2 separate regions of the Homo sapiens genome follow, and region 2 is linked to region 1. Evidence: read pairs that join two places in POLR2A ChIA-PET (ENCODE). Cell type or tissue: CD4-positive, alpha-beta T cell. All regions are shown on one strand. Each heading gives the region's core, and the rest is flanking DNA. Links, peaks and the distances in the headings are about the cores only. Region 1 overlaps STK10 (serine/threonine kinase 10). Region 2 overlaps LOC100288254 (a long non-coding RNA gene).

What was found. Peaks named below come from ENCODE experiments on the same cell type or tissue, not always from the same donor. Only the 100,000 strongest peaks of a DNase experiment are listed, where the experiment ranks them.
Region 2: POLR2A ChIA-PET joins it to region 1 with 7 read pairs; 21 of 35 experiments call an interaction of 5 or more read pairs at or near these places.

Annotation. Positions count from the first base shown.
Region 1 is chr5:172,171,616-172,179,814 of GRCh38, forward strand. All of the region lies in intron 1 of STK10 (serine/threonine kinase 10), which reads right to left. Among named protein-coding and RNA genes, the nearest start is that of STK10, 13 kb to the right of the region's middle. RefSeq lists a silencer at 3,656-3,882 and enhancers at 7,440-7,549, 7,780-8,199. In CD4-positive, alpha-beta T cell, for the core only: CTCF peaks have their summits at 3,296 and 3,498; DNase peaks (open chromatin) are centred at 3,216 and 3,926; H3K4me3 peaks cover 2,084 bases; H3K27ac peaks cover 2,322 bases.
Region 2 is chr5:172,289,625-172,297,823 of GRCh38, forward strand. LOC100288254 (a long non-coding RNA gene) reads left to right here. Exons shown (of 2, transcript NR_130933.1): 2 at 7,110-8,199. Among named protein-coding and RNA genes, the nearest start is that of UBTD2, 10 kb to the left of the region's middle. In CD4-positive, alpha-beta T cell, for the core only: CTCF peaks have their summits at 4,053 (motif pointing left) and 4,252; a DNase peak (open chromatin) is centred at 4,037.

The sequences.
Region 1 (8,199 bases), core at 2,905-5,404:
GAAGCAGGAGAATCACTTGGACCCGTGAGGCAGAGGTTGCAGTAAGCCAAGATCGCGTTACTGCACTCCAACCTGAGCGACAGAGTGAAACTCTTGTCTTAAAATAAAATAAAATGAATAGAATAGAATAGAATAGAATAGAATAGGCTGGGTCCAGAGTGAAAGTCTAGAAATATTCACTCATTATACTCTCTCTGGCCACAAATATATTCTTCCATACTTTACAAAATTGGGATTAAACTGTATACACTGGTCATTCTTACTTTCACTTAACAGTATAGCATGGCTGGACACAGTGGCTCACACCTGTAATCCCCCTGTAAGGCCAGCACTTTGGGAGGGGAGGTGGGTGGATCACCTGAAGTCAGGAGTTTGAGACCAGCCTGACCAACATGGTGAAACCCTGTCTCTACAAAAATACAAAATTAGCCAGGCATGGTGGCACGCACCTATAGTCCCAGCTACTCGGGAGGCTGAGGCAGGAGAATCTCTTGAACCCAGGTGGTGGAGGTTGCAGTGAGCTGAGATGGCACCACTGCACTCCAGCCTGGGTGACAAGAGTAAAACTCCATCTCAAAAAAACAAACAGTATGGCATGCACAGCCCTTCGGAGCACAAAACACTCTTCCCCAACGTCATCTCCAAGGGTGGCAGAATGTTCCACTGAGTGACGGGACCCTCCTCTATTTGAGCAGCTCCCTATCATGGGGCCATGCCACCCTGGTCGCGTGGTGCCGCATCCAAAAGCATAGGCCTTGATTTACATGTTGTCAAATGCTCTCCAAATGGCAGGACCAAGCTATACCCGTGTTCCACCAACACTAGGTATCATCCAGATGTGACGCTGGGCTTGGGTCAGTTCTGCCACATCTGGCTGTGTGTCCTTGGCACTGGCCTCATGATGGTGCAGGTGTAAAGATGCCTATGTCCCACTGTGAGAGGCACTATTGTCCCTATTTTGCAGAAAAGAAAACCAAGGTTCAGAGGGGTGACATCACTTGCCCAGGGTTACACAGCAATGCCAACTGCTGAGCTGCGACTTGTAAGATGAACAGCATCCCCAGGTCAGAAGCCTCTGAAGTGGCCGGGCGCAGTGGCTCATGCCTGTAATCCCAGCACTTTGGGAGGCTGAGGCGGGTGGATCACTTGAGGTCAGGAGTTCAAGACCAGCCTGGCCAATATGGTGAAACCCTGTCTCTACTAAAAATACAAAAATTAGCTGGGTGTGGTAGCACGTGCCTGTAATTCCAGCTACTCGGGAGCCTGAGGCAGGAGAATCGCTTGAACCCAGGAAGCGGAGGTTGCAGTGAGTCGAGATCGCGTCACTGCACTCCAGCCTGGGTGACAGAGCAAGACTCTGTCAAAAAAAAGAAAAAAAAAAGCCTCTGAGGCGAGGAGACCCGCGTGGGGTGGGCTGGGGTCTTCAGGGGTCCTCTCCTAGCCACTGTAGATGGTCCTGCAGCCAGACCAGAGGCCAGCACCAGTGTCTGGAGCTCCAGTTTCCTCATTAACAGAGGCGCCCCAGTCACCTCTCCCCAGCTCAAAGATGGGTTTCCTATCACCTCAAAGTGGCGGTTGTGGGGAGGGCAGTGAGGGCCCCCAAAAAGAAGGGGTCTTGAGAGGGAGCTCAGGCTTCCCCAACCCCGTATCAGGGCCCTCTAAGATGCAAAGCAAGGGTAGAAAGAATCTCAGGGCTGACCAGGGAGGTTCGCCAGCTCTGACAAGGGTCATTGCCTCAGGGTGACAATGCTGGCTCTGACAGTGGCAACTGCCTCATAGGGCCAAGCGTTGGGCCTGGGCTCCCAGACAAGACTGTGTGGAGCTTTCCAGGAAGGAGAGTGAAGGGAAGCCAGGCATCAGCATTAGCTTCTTTCTCCAGGGCACAAATGCTCCACTTCTGGTGCCCTCAACTACAACTCACCCTGGGGCAGGCACGGAGCTGAGACCTTACACTCATCCCACCAGACCCCCCAGTAGCCCTGTGCCGTCTCCAGGCTGGGATGCAGGCTTATTTTATCTTCATAACAGAGAGAGCAACAAACTGAGGCTGATCCCAGAACGCTTTACATCCCTCCACCCAGAAGCACCCTGCAGTGTAACAGGCAAGGGAGGAGTTCAGGGCCTCAAGGCAATCTGCCTCTGTCAAGCCCCAGGAAGGGGAAGATCAGCTTAAGTCACCCCACAGAAATGGCAACAATCACAGTAACAGCCACATTTACATCTTGTGTGTGAGGCAGGACAGTGAGGGCTGGCCACAAGCATCAATGTTCGCAAAGTCGGGGCAAAGGGCTGTTTTGATTTAGACGTCACAGCTCAAGATGCTGAGGATCAGAGGGGTGAGGTGACTTGCCCAAAGTCACACAGCCAACAGGCAGGGAAGCTAGGAGGAAGCTCAGAACTGATTCCAGCGCCACATCATAACCACAATGCGGCCTCCCGAGTGTAGCCACGTCATAACCACAATGCGGGGCCTGTCCAGGGAGAGGCAACAAGCGAGGCCCGGCATTCACTCACTCATCCTTTCAATTGCTCAGCAGGTATTTTTTGTTGTTGTTGTTGTTTAATTTTTTTTTGAGACGGCGTTTCACTCTTGTTGACCAGGCTGGAGTGCAGTGGCGCAATCTCAGCTCACTGCAACCTCCGCCTTTCGGGTTCAAGCTATTCTTCTGCCTCAGCCTCCTGAGTAGCTGGGATTACAGGCGCGCACCATCACGCCCAGCCAATTTTTGTATTTTTAATAGAGATGGCGTTTCACCATATTGGCCAGGCTGGTCTCGAACTCTTGACCTCAGATGATCCACCCGCCTCGGCCTCCCAAAGTGCTGGGATTACAGGTATGAGCGAGCCACTGCACGCCTGCAGCTCAGCAGTTATGAACTGAACATCTACCCTCCGCGGGCCCTGTTCCAAATGCAGGGGACACAAAGATCACTCCTTGTCCTCAGGGACTTCACATCTGCTGGAGGGGACAGAAAATAAAGAAGGAGAAACACAAGAGAATCCCAGTTTGTAACAACAGCCCTGAAGGAAATCTACAGGCAGCTGCCACCATGGTCAGGGAGCGGTGGTCGGGACAGGCCTCTCTGAGGAGGGAATCTGAGTTGAGACCCGGAGAATGAGGAGGAGCCAGCTGTACAGAGTCACAGGTAGACTGGCAGGCAGGGGACCCGCCAGCGCAATGGCAATGGTCCGGAAGCAGAAAGGAGCTGCGCTTCCCTCAGCTCCTCCCAGAGGCACCACTGGCCTCCACCACCCTGCACCACCTGACCCAGGCTGGCTGGAGTTAACTCTTCAGTCACCAGTGCATTGGTAAAGTCCCTCCTCGTCCCCATCCTTCTCCCCAAGTCTTAGTGTCTAATTCTGGCTCTGGTATAGCCTGTTTTTTCTTGTTATTGTTGTTTTCAGACAACCTGCTTTTCAGTCAGGGTCTTGCCCTGTCACCCAGACTGGAGTGCAGTGGTGTGATCACAGCTCACTGCAGCCTTGAATTCCTGGCCTCAAGTGATCCTCCTGCCTCAGCCTCCAGAGCAGCTAGGACTAGATTTGGTGCCACCACGCCTGGCTAATTTTTTAAATTTTTTGGAAGAGATGGAGTCTTCCTATGTTTCCTAGGCTGGTCGTGAACTCCTAGCCACCCGAAGTGCCAGCCCTGCTATAGTCTGTTAGTATGAAAAAATCGGTAAGCTATGGGGGGAGAAGGGAAAAAATGCATCACAGGGGAAGCAGAGAGAAAGGGGAAGAGAAAGAGTGAAGTGGAAGGTGAGTATGGTGGAGAGAGGGAGAAGGGAGAAGGAAGCCTTTCAGCACTCACCCTCCCTGCTCTGCTGACAAGACCCAGAGACACCCTGCACTGCAGGCTGCTGCGGTCCCAGCAGCCCCACCCACCAGGGTGCCAGGAGGGGCCCCAGGAGCACTCAGCTTCCCCGCCCTGACACCCGCCCTTTTCCCCTGCCACTTCCTGTGCTAGTCCTGCCTGCACCCCTCACCACTTCCTCTGCATGAGAGGCCACCATCCATCGCCATCCAGCTGAGGCACGCTTGCAAAGAAGGGTGACATTCCTGGGCACAGAGACCACAAGGCCAAGAGTAGACACCGCACTGAAGCGACCGTGGACTGCCCAACAAGCCCGTTTGTCTTTCTCTCTGTGCTATGCAAGAGAAAAGAGACACGCTCCTGGCCAGAAAGATCTGGATGCAAGTCCCAGCCCTGCCAAAAAAAAGCTATGTGACCCTGAGTAAGTCACTGTACCTCTCTGGGTCTCTGCTTCATCAGGTGTGGAGTGAGGATATCCCCCTACCTTTCATGGGGATACGAGAAGAATAAATGATGGACATGTAGGAACTGAGCAAAAGTCAACTCCCTACTCATCTATCTTGTTCACTTTGGAACCCACAGGGCCTGGCACAAGTAGGTGCTCAATAAACAATCTAGAGCTAACACTTACATGACTTCTTCCAGTGTCCTAGACTAAGTGGTTTCCATGGGTTGTCTCATTTCATCTTCCAACAGCCCTATGTGATTGTACCATTACCATCACCATTTCACAGCTTAAGAAACTGAGGCAGAGATAAGTAAATTCCTCAGCATCACACAGCCTGCAAGAGGTAGAGCCAGGCTTGAACTGCAGGAATTCCTCCAGGTTCCCAGACAACCTCTGATCCGCAGCAGACACAAGCTTGCCTTCCTGTCTCATCCTCTCTGCTCTCTTTCCATCTCCTAAGATGCCCTAGACTCTTTCATGCCTCCTGTCTCACAAACATCTTCTCAGGCTGGTCACCTCTCACCTGTCACCTCACTCCCTCAGCTCTGATTCGGGTTCCAACTACAGCTCTGGCCTTCCCTCCCACACCCACCTGGTTCGGTCACCAGGGTCGGTCACTCTGGCCCAGCCTCCATTCAGCATGGACCACCTTAGTTTTGGGCAGCCAGGAATCCTGGCTCTGGCACCCTGCAATTGTGTCGCCTCTCTGGTCATGGCCTCCTCCCCCATCAAAAGACAGTCCTTCTCTAATGTTACATGGGCTGACCTGATCAGGCCCTGGGGGACTTAAGGCAGGCAGGACATTTTTTGAGATCAAAACTGCCAAGTCTAAATTCATTGGCTTAGCATTCAAAGCTCTCTTGACTTGGTCCCTGCTATGGTCCGAGTGTCTGTGTCCCTACAAAATTCTTATGTTGAAATCCCAACCTCCAAGGTGATAGCATTAGAAGGAGGGGCCTTTTGGGAAATGATTAGGTCTTAATGAGATTAGTGTTCTTGTAAAACAGACCCCAGAGGCCGGTGCGGTGGCTCACGCCTGTAATCCCAGCACTCTGGGAGGCCGAGGCGAGTGGATCACTTGAAGCCAGGAGTTTGAGACCAGACTGGCCAACATGGTAAAACGCCATCTCTACTAAAAATACAAAAATTAGCCAGATGTGGTGGTGCACGCCTGTGATCCCAGCTACTCTGGAGGCTGAGGCACAAGAATCACTTGAACCCAGGAGGCGATCATGCCGCCAGTGAGCCGCGATCATGCCACTGCACTCCAGCCTGGATGAAGGAGTGCAGTCTTTAAAAAAAAAAAGAAAAGACCCTAGAAGGCTAGCTGTCCTTCTGTCCCTCCCACTATGTGAGGTCACAGCGAGAAGGCACCATCTATGAAGCAGAGCAGGCCCTCGTTAGACACCAACTCTGTGGGAGCCTTGATCTTGGACTTCCCAGCCTCCAAACTATGTGAAATAAAATGTTTATTGTTTGCAAGCCATCCAGCCTATGGTATTTTGTCACGGCAGCCCGAATGAGCCACGCCCCCAAATGCTATTGCAGATCTGGCCTGGCCCTGGCCCATGCCCACTTCCCAAATCCAGTGACCACTGGGTTTGAGGAGGCAACAGTAGAGGCCAGATCTGTCGTGCCCAACATGGCAGTCACTAGCCACATGTCACTATCGAGCACCTGACATGTGGCTGGTGCAGATGGAGATGTGCCATAAGTGCAACACCCACCAATTTCAAAGACTTCGCATGAAAAAGAATACAACACATTGCTTTAATTCTGCATTTATTACATGCTGAAGTGATAAATATACCATTAAAATTCATTTCCCTATTTTTCCTCTGGTTTGAATGAGGTGACTAGGAAACCTGCCATTGCCTGTATAGCCTGCGTAACACTCCCTTGGACAGCATCATTAGCCCAGAGACAGAAGGGACCAACTTACCTGTTTTTGTTTTGTTTTGTTTTGTTGAGACAGAGTCTTGCTCTGTTGCCCAGGCTGGAGTGCAATGGCGCTTTCTCAGCTCACTGCAACCTCTGCCTCCCAGGTTTCAGGTGATTTTCCTGCCTCAGCCTCCCAAGTAGCTGGGACTACAGGCATGAGCCACCACACCCAGCTAATTTTGTATTTTTAGTACAGATGAAGTTTCACCATGTTGGCCAGGCTGGTCTCGAACTCCTGACCTCAGGTGATCCACCCACCTCGGCCTCCCAAAGTGCTGGGATTACAGGTGTGAGCCACCGCGCCCAGCCCAGGATCAAATTATCTGATACTTACAGAGAAGACCGAAATCTGGGATTTTCTGTGAAATCTCTTCATTTAAAAATACTGGCAATCAAGTCAAATTTGGTTCAACCCGCGTGGGGGCCACACCGTGTGGCCCCATCCTCAGGCCACATCAGGCCGCTACATCAGGCTCAACGGCCAGCAGTCAGCAACCTCGGGCCACTCATGGGCCGGCCTCTCTCCTGGCCTGGACTTCCTTCCCTCCACCTTATCACCATCCCGCCTGCCGTACCAGGTGGAAGCTTCCCCGCTCTCGGCTGGCTGCCTGCTTGTCCCTGTACAACTCTCATCTCAGGCAGCACCTTTCGGTCTCCTCCCCCATGACACACTGGAAGCAGCAGGGGAGGCCGCCTTCTTATCCTGAGCACCTACGGTGGCTAACTGGATACCCGCTGTATGAGCTACTCAGGCAATTCTCACAATAGCTCCCGCAGGTGTAGTCAGCCCCACTGTACTCATGGGGAAGCTGAGGGAGGCTGAGACAAGCCACTTGCCTGAAAGGACACAGTGGCTAAATGGCACAGCCGGGATGCAAACCCTGGCTTCTCTGACTGAAAGACCCAACTCTCTCATTGCACACCCAGAGACCTGACAGAGGAGGTCAACAAATACCGTCTGCCGGGCTGAATAAAGGAACGCTCGTCTGCACAAGACAGTGGTTCTCAGCTGGAGCCATTATGCCTCCCTCCCCCATGGAGCATGTGGCAACGTCTGGGGACACTTTTGGTTGCCACAACTGCAAGGAGGTGTTCTGGCATCCAGTGGGCTGAAGCCAGGGATCCTGTGGAACACCCTATAATGTACGTAACAGCTCCATAACAAAGAACGACCCCACCCAAAATGCCAGTAGTGCCAGGTGAGGAAGCGCTGGTATGAGGGCTATGCTATCAACACCGAGGTATTCCTGCCTTGTCCCTAAAGTCATAGTGACAGGTCAGGAGCTTCTCCATCTGACACCAAGAGCAGCAATCATAACACCTCATCGTCATTTCCTGAGCCCTTCCTGGGTGAGAATCAGATGCTAAACACATCACCTCCTCAACTCCTCTCAGCCCTGTGGCCAACTCCACTTTGCAGACACAAGATTCAGGTTCAGAGGAGGAGGTGGTCACCTATTTGGGGTTCAAATAGGGCCAGGACTAGGACCCAGATCCTACTGAGCCCCAAATCTCTTCCCTTCACCACCACCCTGTTCCACTACCCTCAGCAGCAGGGGGCCTGAGAGTGACCACCCAGGGCTGTTCTGGGGGCTATGGGGTGACAACCTCTGGAGAGTCCCCCTAATCTAGGTAACCTTGGCAGGCCAGGCCACAGGAGAGTCCTAGGTGGAGGGCGGGTCCATCTGTTTGTTTCGATCCCTTCCACCGCAGCTTGCTTTCGCATCAGCCAAAAAAAATTCCCAGAACGGCCAGTGTGAAATCAGACCCGCAGGGCTGTGGGCAGGGCCCCACGCAGAAGCCGAAGGGCGTCATCCACGGGAAGTTCAGACCCCCTTGGATGAGGGCTGAGTCACGAGTTAGAAACCCACTCACAATAGCATGGACTTGGGTTTAAAAATACTTGGCTGAGCGGAAACAAGGTTACTGCCTGGGGCCAGATCTCTTTCCGGAGGAGGAGGGGAGGACTGAGACCTTCCCCATCCCCAGAGGAAGT
Region 2 (8,199 bases), core at 3,005-5,504, 120 kb after region 1:
TGGGATCACCTGAGGTCAGGAGTTCAAGACCAGCCTGGCCAACATGGTGAAACTCTGTCTCTACTAAAAATACAAAATTAGCTGGACGTGGTGGCACATGCCTGTAATCCCAGCTACTTGGGAGGCTGAGGCAGGAGAATCGCTTGAATCCGGAAGGCAGAGGTTGTGGTGAGCCAACATCTCGCCATTGTACTCCAGCCTGGGCAACAAGAGCGAAACTCCATCTCAAAAAAAAAAATTCTTTTTGTAGAGATAGGGTCTTGTTATGTTGCCTAGGCTGATCTCGAACGACTGAGATCAAGTGATCCTCCTGCCTCAGCCTCCCAAAGTGCCGGGGTTACAGGTGTGAGCCACCACACCTGGCTTAACTTTCTTTTCTTTTTTTTTGTTTTAATTTTGGAGACGGGATCTTGCTCTGTTGCCCAGGCTGGAGTGCAATGGCACAATCTTGGCTCACGGCAGCCTTAACCTTCCAGGCTCAAATGATCTTCTCACCTCAGCCTTTCTAGTAGCTGGGACTACAGCTGCATGCCACCATGCCTGGCTAATTTTCTTTATATTTTGTAGAGACAGGGTCTCACTATGCTGCCCAGGCTGGTCTTAAACTCTGGCCTCAAGTGATCCTCCCGCCTCAGCCTCCCAAAGTGTTGGAATTACAAGCGTGAACCAATGCTCCTTGCTTAACCCTCTTGATAGTGTCTTTTGAAGCACAAAAGGTAGTTTCCTTTTTTTGTTTGTTTTTTTTTTTTTTGGAGATGGGGGTCTCACTATGTTACCCAGGCTAGACTCTGACTCCTGGGCCCAATCCATACTTCCACCTCAGCCTCCTGAAGAATTGGGACCACAGTCATGGACCACTGCACCAGCTGATTTTAATGAAGTCCATTTAACCTATTTTTTTCTTTGATTGCTTGTGCTTTGGGGCTCATATCTAAGAAACCATTGTTGGCTGGGTGCAGTGGCCCGTGCCTATAACTCCAGCACTTTGGGAGGCAAAATGCCTTGAACCCCAGAGTTCAAGACCAGCCTGGACAACATAATGAGACCCTGTATCTACAAAAAAAATTTAAAGAATTAGCTAGGCATGGTGCTGTGTGCCTGTGGTCCCAGCTACTTGGGAGGCTGAGATGGGAGGATCACTTGAGAATGGAAGGTCGAAGCTTCAGTGAGCCATGATCATGCCATTGCACTCCAGCCTGGGTGACAAAGCAATATACCATGTCCGAAAAAGAAAAAGAAAGAAAAACAAAAAGAAACCATTGTCTAAGGCCATGGAGATTTACACTCTAAGAGTTTTATACTTTTAGCACTTACATTTAGGTCTTTGATCTGTTTTGAATTAATATTTTTATTGTGGTAAAATACATATAACATGAAATAACTTATTTTTATTTTTTATAAATGTATTTGAACTAAAGATGGGATTTTGCTATGTTGCTTAAGCTGGTCTTTAACTTCTGGCCTCAAGCAATCCTCCCACCTTGGCCTCCTACAGTTCTGGGATTAGAGGTGTGAGCTACTGCACCCAGCCTGACTTAATATTTATAAATGATGTAAAGTAGGGATCCAACTTCATTCTTTTGCATGTGGATTTCCAGTGTCCCAGCATCATTTGTTGAAAAGATTATTCTATCCACCCCCGCCCACCTTTTTTTTTTTTTTGAGATAGAGTTGTGCTCTTGTTGCCTGGGCTGGAGTGCAATGGCACGATCTCGGCTCACTGCAACTTTCGCCTCCCAGGTTTGAGTAATTCTCCTGCCACAGCCCCCCAAGTAGCTGGGATTACAGGAATGCACCACCATGCCCAGCTAATTTTGTATTTTTAGTAGAGACAGGGTTTCACTATGTTGGCCAGGCTGGTCTCGAACTCCTGACCTCGAGTGATCCACCCACTTTGGCCTCCCAAAGTGCTGGGATTACAGGCGTGAGCCACCACCTCCGGCCATTCTTTCCCCATTGAATTGTCTTGATGCCCTTGTCAAAAATCAATTGACCATAAATGTTAGAGTTTATTTCTGACTGTCAGTTTTATTTCATTGATCTTTTATGTCATGATTATGCGAGTACTACACTGTCTTAATTACTGTAGTTTTACAGTAAGTTTTGAAGCTGGGAAATTCAAGGTTGTATTGTCCTCTTTATGTACTGTTGCATTCTATTTGCTAACTTTTTTTTTTCAGAATCATAAACAGCTCTTTTATTTCTATATTAAAATGATTTTTGTGGCATATTTAGCAATTTAAAAAAATTGTTATTTTAGGTTTGGGGGTACATGTGAAGGTTTGTTACATAGGTAAACACGTGTCATAGGGGTTTGTTGTACATATTATTACATCACCCAGGTATTAAGCCCAGTACCCACTAGTTAGCTTTTCTGCTCCTCCCCCTCCTCCCACTCTCCCTCCTCCAGTAGACCTGTGTCTGTTGTTTCCTCCTTTTTTTTCTTTCTTTCTTTTTTTTGAGACAACGTCTTGCTCTGTCACCCCTGGAGTGCAGTGGCATGATCTCAGCTCACTGCAAACTCCGCCTCCCAGGTGCAAGTGATTCTCCTGCCTCAGCCTCCTGAGTAGCTGGGATTATAAGTGCTCACCATCACGCCCGGCTAATTTTTGTATTTTTAGTAGAGATGGGGTTTCACCATGTTGGCCAGGCTGGTCTCAAACTCCTGACCTCAGGTGATCCGCCCGCCTCAGCCTCCCAAAGTGTTGGGATTACAGGCTGAGCCACCGTGCCTGGCCTGTTTCCTTCTTTTGTTTCCTTCTTTGTGTTCATAAGCTCTTACCATTTAGCCCTTATAACATTTTGTTCTAAATTATTGCATCTCTGGTTATGAATATTTGCCTATAATTTTTTTTTGAGACGTAGTTTCGCTCTTGTTGCTTGAACCGCCTCCCAGGTTCAAGCACTTCTCCTGCCTCAGCCTCCCAAGTAGCTGGGATTATAGGCATGAGCTACCATGCCTGACTTTTTTTTTTTTTTTTTGAGACAGAGTCTCGCTCTGTCACCCAGGCTGGAGTGCAGTGGCATGATCTCGGCTCACTGCTCGGCTCACTGCAACCTCTGCCTCCCGGGTTCGGGCAATTCTCCTGCCTCAGCCTCCCGAGTAGCTGGGATTACAGGCATGTGCCACCAAGCCTGGCTAATTTTTGCATTTTTAGTAGAGACAGGGTTTCACCATGTTAGCCAGGATGGTCTCGATCTCCTGACCTCATGATCCACCCACCTTGGCCTCCCAAAGTGCTGGGATTACAGGTGTGAGCCACCGCACCTGGCCCTAAGTTTGTATTTTTAGTAGAGACAGGGTTTCTTCATGTTGGTCAGGCTGGTCTCGAACTCCTGACCTCAGGTGATCCACCACCTCGGCCTCCGAAAGTGCTGGGATTACAGGCGTGAGCCATTGCACCCAGTGTCTATAGTTCTTTTTTTCCTTAAAGGTCTTTGTCCACTTTTTGTATCAGGTATTATTTTGATTTTATGGAAGAGAAAAGGAAACTCTAAAGAACGGAGGAATGCAGATAAGCAGCAGCAGCAACCCTAGGGCTGAGACAGTGCACTTAAGGAAGAGGCCCTTCTAGGGCTGAGAGCCAGTGCCCCATTGCTGGAGGGGATATGGCCTTGGCTTGGTGAATGGCAGAGAAGTTCCTCTTGTGCCACACCAGTGGAAGTTGCTGGAAATCCCTTCTCTAGGACTTGCTGATAATATGCCCTGTAATGCTGAAAGGCTGTTTATAGGAGGTACCCCACTTAGAGCCATTCTGCTGTGAAACTACCGGGTACTACGAAGTACCTGGAGAAATTGCTCATTGCTAGGTGGTGTAGGCTTCTGCATATTGCAGGATCTGGGCCTTGGAGAAGCTGCCCACCACCTCAGGAGCCTGGTGCTGGAGCAACATATATACTGAAGGAGCTATGCTAGAGAAGCTTGTTTGTGCCGCAAAAGCTGGCCACTTAGAAAGGCTGCACACAGCGCAGGAACCTGGCACTGGAGAAGCCACCCAGGCTGTGGAAACCTACTGAGTGAGTGAGCCTCCTGCAGTGTCTCTCCAGTGCCCTCTACTGTCAAAGCTAAACATTGTGCCAGCTGGCAAAGAAACAATATTTAAAGGGCCCATATTCATTTTCACAGAGCAGGCAATGAAGATTGAGTTTGCATCTGAGATTCAACAATTTGATAACTGGCATAATGTTCTACCTGAAAACTTTAAAACCTGTGCTTCACAACTCTTGGATCTAGGGAATTACAGAAATTAAAGAATTGCTACAAATCCAAATCTATGGGATATATGTAAAGCACATATCCCCAGAAAAACTCATATATCAAAAGAAAATTCATAGCCCTGTTAAAATTTTTAGACAAATTACATTAAAGCAGAATTTATTTAAGCAAAGAATAATTCATGAATCAGGCAATCCTCAAAACCAGAACAGGTTGAAAGATTTGTAGCCTGCAATGTGGGCAGGCAGCACTTATGAATACTTCAGGTGATTACAGCTCAGCATTTGCTTTATTTGAACATGGTCTAATCAGTTGCCCAACTGTGATTGACTGAGGCTTGGCTAGTGTGACCGGCTGAGACTCAGCTACTGTTACAAAAGTATACTCCTAAGTTAGGCTTGTAGTTCGCTGATGTACTAAGGTTACAATTTGTTCCATAAGGACTCAAGTACAGAGGCATCCTCAAGCCAAATTTAGTTTAACAATTCCTCCATTTTGGTCAGCCTCTCAATTTTTGAGAGATTGACCTAAACCTTGAGCATTGATGCCACTCTCTGTCACCATTGCAAATGGACCTATTTGGTTTTAGTATGAAATTCACAAGTCACAAAGTCACAGCAGTTGAATAATTCTTGATGTTCTTGATGATCTAATTGAAGTGAGACCACTGAACACTCAATGGATGGCTTCATACAGACATTTAAGATGACATTTAAGATGGGCATGGTGGCTCACACCTGTAATTCCAGCACTTTGAGAGGCTGAGGCGGGTGGATCACCTGAGGTCAGGAGTTTGAGACCAGCCTGACCAACGTGGTGAAACCCTGTCTCTACTAAAAATACAAAAATTAGCCAGGCATGGTGGCGCATGCCTGTAATCCCAGCTCCTCGGGAGGCTAAGGCAGGAGAATCCCTTGAACCCAGGAGGCGGAGGTTGCAGTGAGCTGAGATCGCGCCATTGCACTCCAGCCTGGGTAACAAGAGAAAAACTCTGTCTCAAAAAAAACACAAAAAACAAAAAACAAAAAAACAAGAGGATATAGTGTACTAGGGGGATTATTATGATGACTGTCAGGAGGAAAATACCAAAAGACTAAAGAGTACTCTTCAATAGGAGTCCCCATGAACCAAACAACCAAATCAAACAAGTCAAAGTTCATACAATATAGGCATCTGAGTTCATTTGGTCATAGTCTTTGTTGAGGCACAATGGCAATTGAGGACCATAGTTCACTGTAGAGTGGTCTGATTTAAAGAGGTATCCAGTTTTGTTGTTAGCCTGTTAACACAAGTCATAGTAACCTGAAGACCCACTAGAAGAACATAAAGATTGGAAAACCTTGGAAAAGCCAAGCTTGCCATCCACCATTTAGGATGTCTGCAAGCCAACTGTTGTTTGCTCCTATAAATACATCGTGTTTCCTTTTTCTTGAGACATTTCCTTAATGTATTTGGTGGCAATACCTAAAGAAACAGCAATATCAGCTGGGCAAGGTGGCTCACGCCTGTAATCCCAGCACTTTGGAAGGCCGAGGCAGGGGGATCACCTGAGGTCGGGAGTTCGAGATCAGCCTGGCCAACATGGTGAACCCCGTCTCTACTAAAAATACAAAAATTAGCCGGGCATGGTGGCACTTGCCTGTAATCCCCGGGAGGCTGAGGCAGGAGAATTGCTTGAACCTGGGAGGCGGAGGTCACAGTGAGTTGAGATAGAGCCACTGCACTCTAGCCTGGGCAACAGAGCAAGACTGTCTCAAAAAACAAAACAAAACAAAAAATCCAGCAACTTTATTTTTAGAGATGCGGTCCTGCTAGGTTGCCTATGCTAGACTTGAACTCCTGAGCTCAAAGCTATCCTTCTGCCTCAGCCTACTGAATAGTTGAGACTACAGGTGTGTGCCATCATGCCCACCTACCATCAACCACCTTTTAAATTAAGCTTTCTGTAGTAGCAAAATCAGGGGAAAGATAGGTACAAGATTCAGTTTTGTTTAGGACCATGCACAAGCCCTGAGCAAAAAGAAGAGCTAAAGCTGTTGATGTTCCTTAAGGGCTTGTTTTCTTGTTTTTTTTTTTTGTTTTTGTTGTTGTTGTTTTGACAGAATCTCGCTCTGTCACCCAGGCTGGAGTGCATTGGTGCAATCTTGGCTCACTGTAACCTCCGCCTCCTGGGTTCAAGCAATTCTTCTGCCTCAGCCTCCCGAGCAGCTGGGATTACAGGCACGCGCCACCACGCTTGGCTAATTTTTGTATTTTTAGTAGAGATGGGGTTTCACCGTATTGGCCAGGCTAGTCTTGAACTCCTGACCTCAAGTGATCCACCCACCTCGGCTTCCCAAAGTGCTAGGATTACAGGCATGAGCCATCGCACCCGGCCCCATTAAGTGCTTTTATTGAAAATGTATGTTGTCATCCACATTTCAGAGGGCGACTTCTACTTATCTGAACCCCTGGGAAGTCTGATTGGCCAAAAAGTCCAAGATTTTTCCCCAAGTTATGAATTAGCTTCAATTCGATACTAACAATACTCCACAATTATCAAGAGTGAGCCCCCAAGAACCCCATTGGAACTGTTCCTCAATGGAAACTAACTTGTCTTCATATACCCAACAATTGCTCTGTTTTTTTGCTGGAGCATGAACCTTAGCTAAAGCCATCCACAAATTATGGTCCCATGGATTTTCCTGGAGAGAAAAGGAAAGGATTAGGGCAGCAGGAAAGAGGGGGTCAGGGGAGGATAAGGCTTTCATGATGCAAAGAAGTCTTGACCCATGATCTTGGGAAAGAGTCCACATCTAGAATGCCTTCTGCTTCTGGAGGGAAAAGTTCCCTCACCAGCTTTACCTGAAAGTCTCCCACAGGTATACAGCTTCAGGAGTCTCGAATCCCACAGGTATACGGCTTCAGGAGTCTCGAATCCCACGGGCGTACGGCTTCAGGAGTCTCGAATCCCACGGGCGTACGGCTTCAGGAGTCTCGAATCCCACGGGCGTACGGCTTCAGGAGTCTCGAATCCCACGGGCGTACGGCTTCAGGAGTCTCGAATCCCACGGGCGTACGGCTTCAGGAGTCTCGAATCCCACGGGCGTACGGCTTCAGGAGTCTCGAATCCCACGGGCGTACGGCTTCAGGAGTCTCGAATCCCACGGGCGTACGGCTTCAGGAGTCTCGAATCCCACGGGCGTACGGCTTCAGGAGTCTCGAATCCCACGGGCGTACGGCTTCAGGAGTCTCGAATCCCACGGGCGTACGGCTTCAGGAGTCTCGAATCCCACGGGTGTACGGCTTCAGGAGTCTTGAGGGGCTCCTTTGAGTTGAGAGTTGTGGATCCAAGTCTCAGAGCACTGAAGTTTTGTGGCAGAGAAGAACTTGTTATGGTCCCTTCCAATAGAGTTCAAGGACAGTCTTTCTCTGGTGTCATTTCCAAAGGACTCAATCGCTGAGTTTTGGACTCTGAGAAATCTAGTTGTCATCTGCTGGTGGGTCATGAAGGCCCCCCCTTTTTTTCTTTTTCTTTTTCTTTTTCTTTTTTTTTTTGAGACAGAGTCTCACTTGATCACCCAGGCTAGAGTGCAGTGGCGTGATCTTGACTCACTGCAACTTCTGCCACCCAGGTTCAAGCAATTCTCCTGCCTCAGCCTCCCAAGTAGCTGGGATTACAGGCGCCTGCCACCACACCTGGCTAATTTTTGTATTTTTAGTAGAGACGGGATTTCATCATCTTGGCCAGGCTGGTCTTGAACTCCTGACCTCGTGATCCGCCTGCCTCAGCCTCCCAAAGTGCTGGGATTATAGGTGTGAGCCACCGCGCCCGGCCTGCCTTTTTTTTTTTTTTTGTTAACCTAGTGAAAGTATGCTTTGGCATAATGCATTAAAGCCTTGCACTACTGAATCATAGCAGAGTTTATAAGAGTAGAAGATACATGAGGTTCTATTCTTAGGGGCATAGGCCTTCCAGTGACTGTTTCTTTTCTTTCTTTCTT